Linked DNA regions of Homo sapiens: region 1 is linked to region 2. The links are chromatin loops, found by intact Hi-C in ENCODE. Cell type or tissue: mammary epithelial cell. All regions are shown on one strand. Each heading gives the region's core, and the rest is flanking DNA. Links, peaks and the distances in the headings are about the cores only. Region 1 overlaps STX8 (syntaxin 8). Region 2 has its middle 27 kb from the start of NTN1.

The links. A loop is a pair of places that touch in the nucleus more often than their neighbours do. Peaks named below come from ENCODE experiments on the same cell type or tissue, not always from the same donor. Only the 100,000 strongest peaks of a DNase experiment are listed, where the experiment ranks them.
Region 1: a loop joins it to region 2, with 19 times the contacts of the local background. A loop is called at or near these places in 5 of 110 quality-filtered maps.

Annotation. Positions count from the first base shown.
Region 1 is chr17:9,552,365-9,557,742 of GRCh38, reverse strand. STX8 (syntaxin 8) reads left to right here. Exons shown (of 8, transcript NM_004853.3): 3 at 215-309. Among named protein-coding and RNA genes, the nearest start is that of STX8, 21 kb to the left of the region's middle. In mammary epithelial cell, for the core only: a CTCF peak has its summit at 2,773; no DNase peak of the experiment used is centred there.
Region 2 is chr17:8,991,606-8,996,983 of GRCh38, reverse strand. No RefSeq gene overlaps it. Among named protein-coding and RNA genes, the nearest start is that of NTN1, 27 kb to the left of the region's middle. RefSeq lists enhancers at 4,962-5,011, 5,122-5,191. In mammary epithelial cell, for the core only: a CTCF peak has its summit at 2,567 (motif pointing left); no DNase peak of the experiment used is centred there.

The sequences.
Region 1 (5,378 bases), core at 124-5,123, 560 kb before region 2:
GTTGTGGAGCGGGTACAAGCTGTAGGTTGGCAGCTGGGCCAGGGCACCACTGAGCCTCCTTCCAGCCCTGAGTTTGTCGTGAGGGGCTGAGTATCTATCTCTTCCAGCCCTTGCTTGGTTGCATCATAGCCCGTGAAGTAGTGTTTACGTGATGTAATTTTGTGGATTCTACATTCTGGACTAGAATACTTAGGATGTGTTCTTTTCTTTTCAGCTTACCGTGACAATCAGAGCTTTGTTGCAGAACCTGAAGGAAAAGATCGCCCTTTTGAAGGACTTATTGCTAAGAGCTGTGTCAACACATCAGATGTATCCATGTAAACATTTCCACCTCTTTTCTAGAGTGGGAGGAAAAGCAGTCGTATTTTAAGAAAGGAAGGAATCTGGGCCACCCAGATTTTCCCACAGCTTGAGGAAGACCTGGTTTCCAAAATATTGCCTGTAATCTTGATTTCTATTTTAAGTGTCTGTTACATGTTTTACAGTGAATATGCTGGCAAAGCAAGACCTACCGAGGGAATTAACTTATTTGGGTATAACCTGTACAGTTCAGGAAGCTAATGTTTTCCGTCAGTGCGGTATTTACGGAGCCCCACACTGCTCTCTGTCTAGACCGCCTTGACCATGGCTAGCTACTGCTCCAACAGGAAAACTTCCATGATCATCCTAAGCTGTGATTCCGCTTCTGGGAGTTTCCAGAGTTTTTAATGATCCATTTATTTTCGGAGTGGGCAATACCAGTAGAAACCATACATCTCTCCTCTCACCACCTGCCCCGTGTTTATGTAGATTTGAGATGTGCCTTATTTTTCCTCCAGAGGCACAGACACTGCCTCTAGTATGGGAGTGTGAGGGGAAGGGGTGGGATGGGACTTCTTGAAGCAAGTTATGCCATCATCTTAACCTCCTACCAAGTGTTAAAATATATATATATATATATGTATGTGTATATATATATATATATATATATATATATATATATATATATATATTTTAGAAATTCATAATCTGGGCCAGGTGCAATGGTTCACGCCTATAATCCCAGCACTTTGGGAGGCCAAGCACTTGAGGCCAGGAGTTCGAGACCAGCCTGGTCAACATGGTGAAACCCCATCTCTACTGAAAATATAAAAATTAGCTGGGCGTGGTGGTGCACGCCTGTACTCCCAGCTACTCAGGAGGTTGAGGCAGGAGAATCACTTGAACCTGGGAGGCGGAGGTTGCAGTGAGCCGAGATCGTGCCAAAGCACTCCAGCTTGGGCAACAGAGTGTGACCCTGTCTCAAATAATAAAAAAAGAGAAATTCATAATCTGATCAATTTAGGAAAATATACGTGACTTGTTACCTACACTAACTTTTTACACCCAAGTGTATATTGGTTTGAAAACTTACCTGAAACTGGTCTTCTCTCATCATTTCTCTAAATTGTCAGTAGGTCATGCCAAAGACCCAATTTTTGGTATTTCAGGGAATGGATATTGCCAGATTTTAAATATAAGGAAATACAGGAATACAGCTTTTTAGATAAAAAAATGGAAAGTGTTCTAAAAAATATTTTCCCCCATTGTAACACCTTTATATCACCAGGAAAGTTGGCTTAGTTGCATGGTTTTCTAGACATTCAATTACGGATCCACTAAGGTTTCAAATAAAAGTTTAATTTCAAACAATTACAGCCTTATTTTTAACGCAATTGGAATATTCTGAGATACTTTACCTTCCATCTGGTGTAATTTGTTACAGCACAGTTGGTCTATCATATAAAGGGTTTTTATTTTACCCAAATCAACAAGTCCTAATATACTCACTGCACCATTGTGCCCAGCTAATTTTTTTTTTTTTTTTTGAGACGGAGTCTTGCTCTGTTGCCCAGGCTGGAGTGCAGCGGTGCGATCTCAGCTCACTGCAAGCTCTGCCTCCCGGGTTCATGCCATTCTCCTGCCTCCACCTCCCAAGTAGCTGGGACTACAGGTGCCTGCCACCTCGCCTGGCTAATTTTTTGTATTTTTAGTAGAGACGGGGTTTCACCATGTTAGCTAGGATGGTCTCGAACTCCTGACCTCGTAATCCGCCCGCCTCAGCCTCCCAAAGTGGTGGGATTACAGGCGTGAGCCACCGCGCCCGGCCCAATTTTTGTATTTTTAGTAGTTTCAGATGGGCAGGACTGTTTCCTCTGCTTTCGGTACTAAGCACTGGGAAGTCTACACATGGCAAGGTGTGTAAATTCATGTTAGTGTTACCTAAAACACATATATTAGAAAGGTAACTACATATTGTTTCATGATATAATATGCATTTGCTTCCATTAAGGTAACATTATTAGTCACCTTATTTATGTGCTAACCCTATAGGGCAAGAAAAATATACAAATTAAGAGCTTTTACTTTTTTCTATTAATAATAATTTCTGCTAGTTATTAGAGAGTACTAAGAATACCACAGTTATAATTGACTTTGTTCTCCTAAATGCTTACAGTCTGACCATCTGTTGAAATCTTGCAGATTTTTGGTTTTGTGGTCGTCCCAGAATTACTTCCCAAATTACTGAATTAAGCAGTAAGCATCAAAAACACTGAACAAGAGTTATTTAAAACATTACAAAAATATTTAGGGGTCTTAATGTGGATAATTTAGAATTTACCAGGAGACATCAAAAATTCAACTGGAATACAACAACTTTCTTTAAAATTCTATTTATTTTTTCAAATAATTGATCTATTTCTACTGTAACAACCTGCAGCCAGTACTAGGGATGGCATTTAGCTAATCCACCCCATGAGGGCGCTCATAAACCTGTTTATTTTCAGGGAGGCCAACTTTTTTTTTTTTTTTTTTTTTGAGATGGAGTCTTGCTCTGTCGCCCAGACTGGAGTGCAGTGGCACGATCTCAGCTCACTGCAACCTCCACCTCCTGGGTTCAAGCGATTTTCCTGCCTCAACCTCCTGAGTAGCTGGGATTACAGGCACACGCCACTGCGCCCAGATAATTTTTGTATTTTTAGTAGAGACAAGGTTTCACTATGTTGGCCAGGCTGGTCTTGAACTCCTGACCTCAGGTGATCCACCCTCCTCAGCCTCCCAAAGTGCTGGGATTACAGGCGTGAGCCACTGCGCCTGGCCACGGAGGCCACTTTTGATGTAAGGGAAAGGAGGTAGCTTGTATATTATGAAGGCCTCTTTTTAATTCTCCTTCTGTTCCTCCCATCTTCCCTTCCCCTAACCTCCTTCTTCTTCCCAAACATTTAAAATAATTCTCTGGCAGTTATCTTCCAGATTTAAGATAGATAGCAATCTATGAGTCCTAATAATCTCATATTATTAGATTTTTTTGGTGCTTCCTTCTCTTCTTTACAAAGAAAGATACTGAGGCCAAGTTAAACTTTACACCGAAAGTCACTGATGAAGTTGGAGAGATAACCCGGAATTCCAGCAGAGGAGGTTTGTTGGTTTGTTTGTTTTTTGTTTTTGTTTGTTTGTTTGTTTTAGACAGAGTCTCGCTCTGTCACCCAGGCTAGAGTTCAGTGGCACAATCTCGGCTCACCGCAACCTCCGCTTCCCAAGTTCAAGCGATTCTCCTGCCTCAGCCTCCCGAGTAGCTGGGATTACAGGCATGTGCCACCATGCCCGGCTAATTTTTATATTTTTAGTAGAGACGGGGTTTCATCATGTTGTCTAAGCTGGTCTCGAACTCCTGACCTCATGATGCACCCGCTTTGGTCTCCCAAAGTGCTGAGATTACAGGCATGAGCCACTGTGCCCGGCCCCAGCAGAGGAGTTTTCTACACTGAGGAGAGGATTCTTGGAGAGCTTTAGTCATTACCCAGGACCCCACAACTAGGAAATGGAAGAGCCAGGTTCAAACACAGGCTGTGTGGCCCCAACGTGAATTGTTTAAAAGCTGAATTATACTTTAGTAGAAATAATACAGTCAGCTGTCACCTGGCATGTCTTCAACTAGAATTCTCTATGAATTGTTGTGTTACTGGACTGCCAAGACAAATCTTGTTTATAATACAAATCTTCAAGAACCGTCTTAACCATCCGAAGATTAAACAGTGTTCATTGTGGTTTATTAGGTATACTTTATGATGTTGAGAAAAATGTTTGTTCATAAATCACCAATGGAGTGACTTTTTAATCCTTTTTTTGAGGCATAATTAATGTTTGGTGACTTTTTTAATGTGAATATTTGAATACCACATTTCCTTACTGTGCTGGATAGTTGAGAATTTATGATACTTAATAAATTGATGCCTTTCTACACTTGTGAACTTGTCCAAAGAACACTAGGAGTTGCCAGAAAAGTCCTGTGCAAATGCTTTCTAAACAATGAAATTCATGGAATTAAGGCATGAGATGTTATGCTCTCTCCTGAAAAAGTATTTTTCTCCTGGCAAGAATAAAAGTCAAGTTAAAATGGAAGTTCTGTGCTTTTGAATCCATTAGCGTGCAATTAATAAACCGAAGTCTTGCAGTCAGAGAGTTTAAATTTCTGAAAGACCTTAACATCTGTTCACAGTGTTTCTTTGAGATAGGAACTATAATTGTCTTACCAGCTGAGAAGAGGGTTATGCTGTGGGAGGCTGCATATGAAATTCCAGATAGTACTAAAGATACTTAGTACCATCTTCTTAGAGTTGGCTTCACATGAAACTTATCCTTTTGTTGGCATTTCACAGGAGGCAGCACCTTTACTTATTTTAAAGAGAATAAAGAAAATCTCTTTACAGAGGGGTTTGATGTCAAAAAGTACTTTGGTGTCTTGGGAGAAGGCCTTTGGAAATAAGTTTTAAAAATCTATAAATAAATTTTCTCATCCCAGGCACTTTGGGAGGCCGAGGCGTGCGGATCACGAGGTCAGGAGATCGAGACCATCCTGGCTAACATGGTGAAACCCCGTCTCTACTAAAAATACAAAAAAAATTAGCCGGGCGTGGTGGCGGGCGCCTGTAGTCCCAGCTACTCGGGAGGCTGAGGCAGGAGAATGGCGTGAACCCGGGATGCGGAGCTTGCAGTGAGCCGAGATCGCGCCACTGCACTCCAGTCTGGGCAAAAGAGCGAGACTCCGTCTCAAAAAAAAAAAAAAAAGAAAAATCTATAAATAAATTTTCTCTACTCTATTTTTTGGAAAAACAAAGATAGGTAAGTAGATAGATAAGTGCATAGACAGATGTGGTGATTACTACATAACAAACCCCAATGGATGTGGTTGTGGAGAGGCTGACTGAACAGATTTTACAGGTAACCCCTGGTAGCTACAGTGGAGGTGAAGTGGTTTTCAAACACTGTCCCTGTCTATTGGTTTTCACTGATACTTGGTAACATGAGAAAAATAAGAAGAAGATAGTGTTTGTGTAGCAGAAGTTTTTTGATTTATA
Region 2 (5,378 bases), core at 189-5,188:
GCTCTGGTAATTCCAACACCTAGAGCACCTAGAGTGGCATTGCCCCAGGTAACGTGATTTTCCAAAGTAGGCAACAGCACTTGGTAAAGTTGCCTTCCTGGAAACTGCAGTGTATGTTAAAATTGTGAAAACCTAACCAAACCAAACCTTTGTGTACATAAACAAAATAAAGGTAGGCTCTGAGCACAGATTATATTTTATCTACATGAATATCCAGTGGGGTATCTAAAAGTTGTAGGGGAAGGCTGACAACCCTTTCCTGTGCACAATGGTTGCTTACATGCATTGACGACATATAGTACCTCTGGTCCCTGACAACTAAATGGTAGTAGTGACTGCCAATCACTATGACAGCCAAAGCCACGACCCCCCAAATCTCTAAATGAACAATAGCATCTCCATTGAGAACCACTAGTCCAGGGTCAAAATCCCTTTGGACATGTCTACCAAAGCTGGCACTTGGTCTGCTTGAGGCTAAACTTGTAAAATACATTTGATTTGTTCTAGCTGTCACAAATACACTTGCCAAGACTCAAAGGGGGCTATAGAGAGAGGGAGGCTGTGGGATGGGGCCTTTTCCTCTGAGTATCTCCCTTCGTATTAGCTTTTTGTCCAGAAAGCACAGACCCAAGGGAAGCTGGCCTCATGTGCCAATCTGAGGCACAACCCTGTGGTCTTTTTGAGGCTTTTCCTGAAACCCAGCTGGGAAGTAAATCAGTACAGACATAATCCTGATTTTAGCCACAGGGGCCAGGGCCTCTGACCAAACCCCTGGCTTAGGAGAATTTCCTGCTATACATTTGCTTGGCATGTCAATCTCAAACTATTCTTGCTCTGCCCTCTCAGGGATGGGGTTAGTGAGACCATGGCTCCTTGGGATGAGGTTTTGACGTTGGCATGTGCAGACTTGCTCACTGGGCTCCATTAATTATATTCACCTCCACCTGCTACAGGGCTTTTTCCGGTCCGTACATCTGGCCCTTCCTTTCTCTCTGCAGTTCTAGCACCTCCCTGCCCCCTTCAGCTTTCGGCTTGCTTGTCTCGAGAGGCAGGTATGACATGACCCAATCCCCTCGCTGGTATTCCTGGAATTCAGCTGGTTTAGCAAAGCAAGGATGAAGTCCCTCCTGAGCAGGGCAGCTGCATCTTTCCGTACACATTCCATCACTTCTGCCAATTGATGTCTCCAGGCCAGCTGGTCATCTACAACATGGATTTTGATCCTCAAGAATTCCCTCCCAGACTCCCTGGCCTGAAAAGGGCAGCTGAAGGGCCCAGAAGCCCTTCATCAGAAGCCCATCATCAAACAAAGGGGTCAGAAGCCTGTGACTTTGGATTTCTGCCATTAGACAAGAGTCCAGATGGCCTCTGACCCAGGCATCCATGCACCTGCAGCTGTAAACCTATGTGGTTTATCCAGTGCACAGACATTTATTGACCACCTTTGGTATGCCAGGCACTATGGACACAGCAGGAACCAGACAGACACAGTCCCTGCTCTCCTAAGGTTTACGGTCTACAGGGAAAGGCAGGCAGATGTTCAATAAACTGTAACACAAACAGCTGTGCAATTGCAACTATGATGAGCATTACAAGGAAGTGCAGGGGCCATGTGACAGAGTATAACAAAGGCTGGGTAGGCTAGGGGCCTGGGACGTGGGGGCATCGCTGAGGAAGTGACATTTAAGTTGAAACATGAGGGAAGAGAAGGTGTTACCCAGGTGAAGAGAGTGGGAAAGAGCCTTCCCAGCGCGGGGAACAGCAGAGGTGAAAACTCTAATCTGGAAGGCAGCTTGACATGATCAAGAAATCACAATAGTTGTCAGGTATTGATTGCTCCCTATATGCCCAGCCTGTTCTAAGAGCTTTCTTTACAAGTATAGTTTTTCTAATGGCCACCGTGCTAAGAAATAAGGAACTAGCATCCTCATTTTACAAATGAGGAAACTGAGGCACAGAGAGGTTAAGTAATTGCCCCCAAATCCCACAGCTATAAAATGAGGGAGCTACAAATTGAGGCACAGAGAGGTTACCATTGGATCCAGGTAGTCTGACTCCAGAGACGGTATCCTTAACCCCTATGTCAGAATCCCCTGTGAAGATAAAAAGTCATGATGTCATAGCAGCAATATGTATTGTTGGACATGTATAAAGTGGCTGATGAAACCACATTCATAGTAGAAGGGTATATTAACTACGTCTTCTTGTTTTCTGTATTCTTGATGCTTTGGGGTCTGGGGTTTGCTGATCCTGGAGGGACTGTCCCTTCCAGGGTTAGTTAATCCCTAGAGATGGCAAAGACTACGCTGTGAGCACACCTTTGATATGCAAACCAACCAATCCAGAGCCCACACCCAAACTCTCACGACTTGTCCTAGTCACCCCAGGGCCAAGTGTCAGACAACTAGAGAAATCCCCTATACCTTGGAGCCCGCCAAAATTACTCACACTTGCCAATCCTAAACCTTGCCTTGCCTGCCTTTCCCTCCGAAACCATAGTTAAGGCCCCTGCCCTGATTTCCTCTTGTTCCTTCTGCCTCTTGCCCAACCCTGGGCTCCCCCGTGTGGCCCTGTGTGGCATGGCATGTCCCTTCCACTCCGGAACTGTGAGTAGCAAACTCTTTTTTCAATGGTAGTTGTCTCCTGATCTGCTGTCCTCGGCATTACCTGAATAATAAGACAACCTACATTTTTTTTTTTTTTTTTTGAGACAGAGTCTTGGTCTTATTGCTGAGGCTGGAGTGCAATAGCAAGATCTCGGCTCACTGCAACCTCCACCTCCTGGGTTCAAGCAATTCTCCTGCCTCAGCCTTCCGAATGGCTGGGGTTACAGGCACCCACCACCACACGTGGCTAATTTTTTTGTATTTTTAGTGGAAACGGGGTTTCATCATGTTGGCCAAGCTGGTCTCAAACTCCTGACCTCAGGTGATCCACCCACCTCAGCCTCCCAAAGTGCTGGGATTACAGGCATGAGCTGCTGCACCCAGCCAACACAACCTATATTTTAAAACAAAGGGATCCTTGGATGTTTAGCTGAGGCTCAGGGAGGGGAAGCCCAGAAGTGGAATTAAACCCCAGGTCTCCAGGCTCTTGCCCTGATGCATGTTTTACTATGCTTCCCAGGAAGGTCATGAGGGAGGGACAGGGACAAGTTTGGGGTGAAAAGGAATAAACCTTGTTTTTTGAGACAGGGTTTCACTCTATCACTCAGGCTGGAATACAGTGGCTCAATCACAGCTCTCTGCGTCCTCCCCTTCCTGGACTCAGGCCATCCTCCCACCTCAGCCTTCCAAGTAGCTGGGCTAAATGTGTGTGCCACCACACCTGGCTTTTTTTTTTTTTTTTTTTGTAGCAATGAGGTCTTGCTATGTTGCCAAGGCTGGGAAATCAGACTCTTTCTTTAAAAAGGGAAAAAGAATCTGATTTGTAGGAGCAAACAGAGTCATGATGGGAGAAAGAAAGTGGAGTTGGTGTTTGGGTAAGTGGAGGCAAGGAGAGAAAGAATTTTATTCATTTTATCAATTTCATACCAATTATTAATAATAGCAAAATCTTACTTGGTACTTACTATGGGCCGGGTACTCTTCTAGGTGCTTTCTGTGTAGCATGTCATTTAACCCAAATAACAACCCTATAAGGTCAGGGCTATTATCTCCACTTGGGAGACGAGGAAACTGAGGCATGGATTCTAAATGACTCACCTAAAGTTAAACGGAACCTAAGTAAGTGGCAGGGTTGGGTTTTCTTTTCTTTGAGACAGAGTCTTGCTCTGTCACCCAGGCTGGAGTGCAGTGGCATGATCTCTGCTCACTGCAACCTCCGTCTCCTGGGTTCAAGCAATTCTCCTGCCTCAGCCTCCCGAGTAGCTGGGACTACCAGCTCATGCCACCACGCCTAGTTAATTTTTGTACTTTTTTTAGTAGGGATGGGATTTCAACATGTTGGCTGGGATGGTCTCAATCTCCTGACCTCGTGATCAAGGTCTCCCAAAGTGCCAGGATTACAGGTGTGAGCCACTGTGCCTGGTCGGGTCTGTCTGTCTTTCTCTTTTCTTTCTTTTGTTTCTCTTTCTTTCTTTCTTTCTTTCTTTCTTTCTTTCTTTCTTTCATTCTTTCTTTCTTTCATTCTTTCTTTCTCTTTCTTTCTTCTTTCTTTCTTTTCTTTTCTTTCTTTCTTTCTTTTTTCTTCCTCCTTTCCTTTCCTTTTTTTTTTGAGACGGAGTCTCACTCTGTCACCCAGGCTGGAGCTCACTGCAACCTCCACCTTCTGGGTTCAAGCAATTCTCCTGCCTCAGCCTCCCCAGTAGCTGAGATTACAAGCATGCGCCACCATGCCTGGCAAATTTTTGTATTTTTAGTAGAGATGGGGTTTCACCATGTTGGCCAGGCTGGTCTCAAACTCCTGGCCTCACGCAATCCACCCCACTGGACCTCCCAAAGTGCTGGGATTACAGGTGTGAGCCACCACGCCCGGCCTCAGGGGTGGGTTTTCTGATTCAAGTTGTCTGGAGTCTCCTTTGTCACTCTGTCACACTGCCCCTCGAGTGGTTTCAAAGCTGGCTCTCCTACCAGTGCAAGCACAAGGTGGGAATAGCAGACTCTTGCTGTTTTGCCTACAGAGGATGATGTAGCAATATCATCAAACTCTGCCCAGAAAGAAAGTTATTTCCACTCTCATCCTGAGAGGAATCAGGCAAGACATCTGTGAACGCTCGGCAGCTCTGACTACCACGGTGTCTCAGCCCAAGATTCAGGTAACTTGCAGACCATTATCCAATTCTGCTGGGCCCCCAATTATGGAGGGGAGAAAGGCTGGTGGCCCTCCTCAGGTTTCATCAGGACCTGCCTGGCTGCCCACCAACCACAGAAGGAAGCCGGGCAGGGCCTGAGGAGTCTGCTCAGAACCAGAGCCTGCAGTGTCTTGTGGGTTCTTGCTGGCCCCGATGGCCTAGAGTCAGGACTGTGGTTACTGCAAGGACCTAGGCTCAGGTGCTGTGAGTGGTACCCACTGGGCCGTACACCCCTCTGAGTGCTGGTGGTCAGAGGATTCACTGAGGAGGCCTCTGCATGAGTTATAGATGGTCACACCAAGAGTTGCACCTCCACTGTCAACAGGATGTGCTTGTGAGGGTTTGGAGGTGGCTGGGAGGCCAGGAGGAGATGTTCCAGGGCTGTGAGTTCTGAAGCCCGCCAGAGAAAAGGGCAAAGAGACTCAAGGAGTTCACCCTCTCTCCTCTGGAGGAGCAAACGCCTCTTCCTAAAATACCAGCACCCCCTAGTGGCAGTCGGTGTCCATTTACACCTCAGGGTTCTTAACCCGGAGTCCCTGAACTTTGAGAGGAAAAAGATATGCATCTAATTTTTCACTCATCTTCA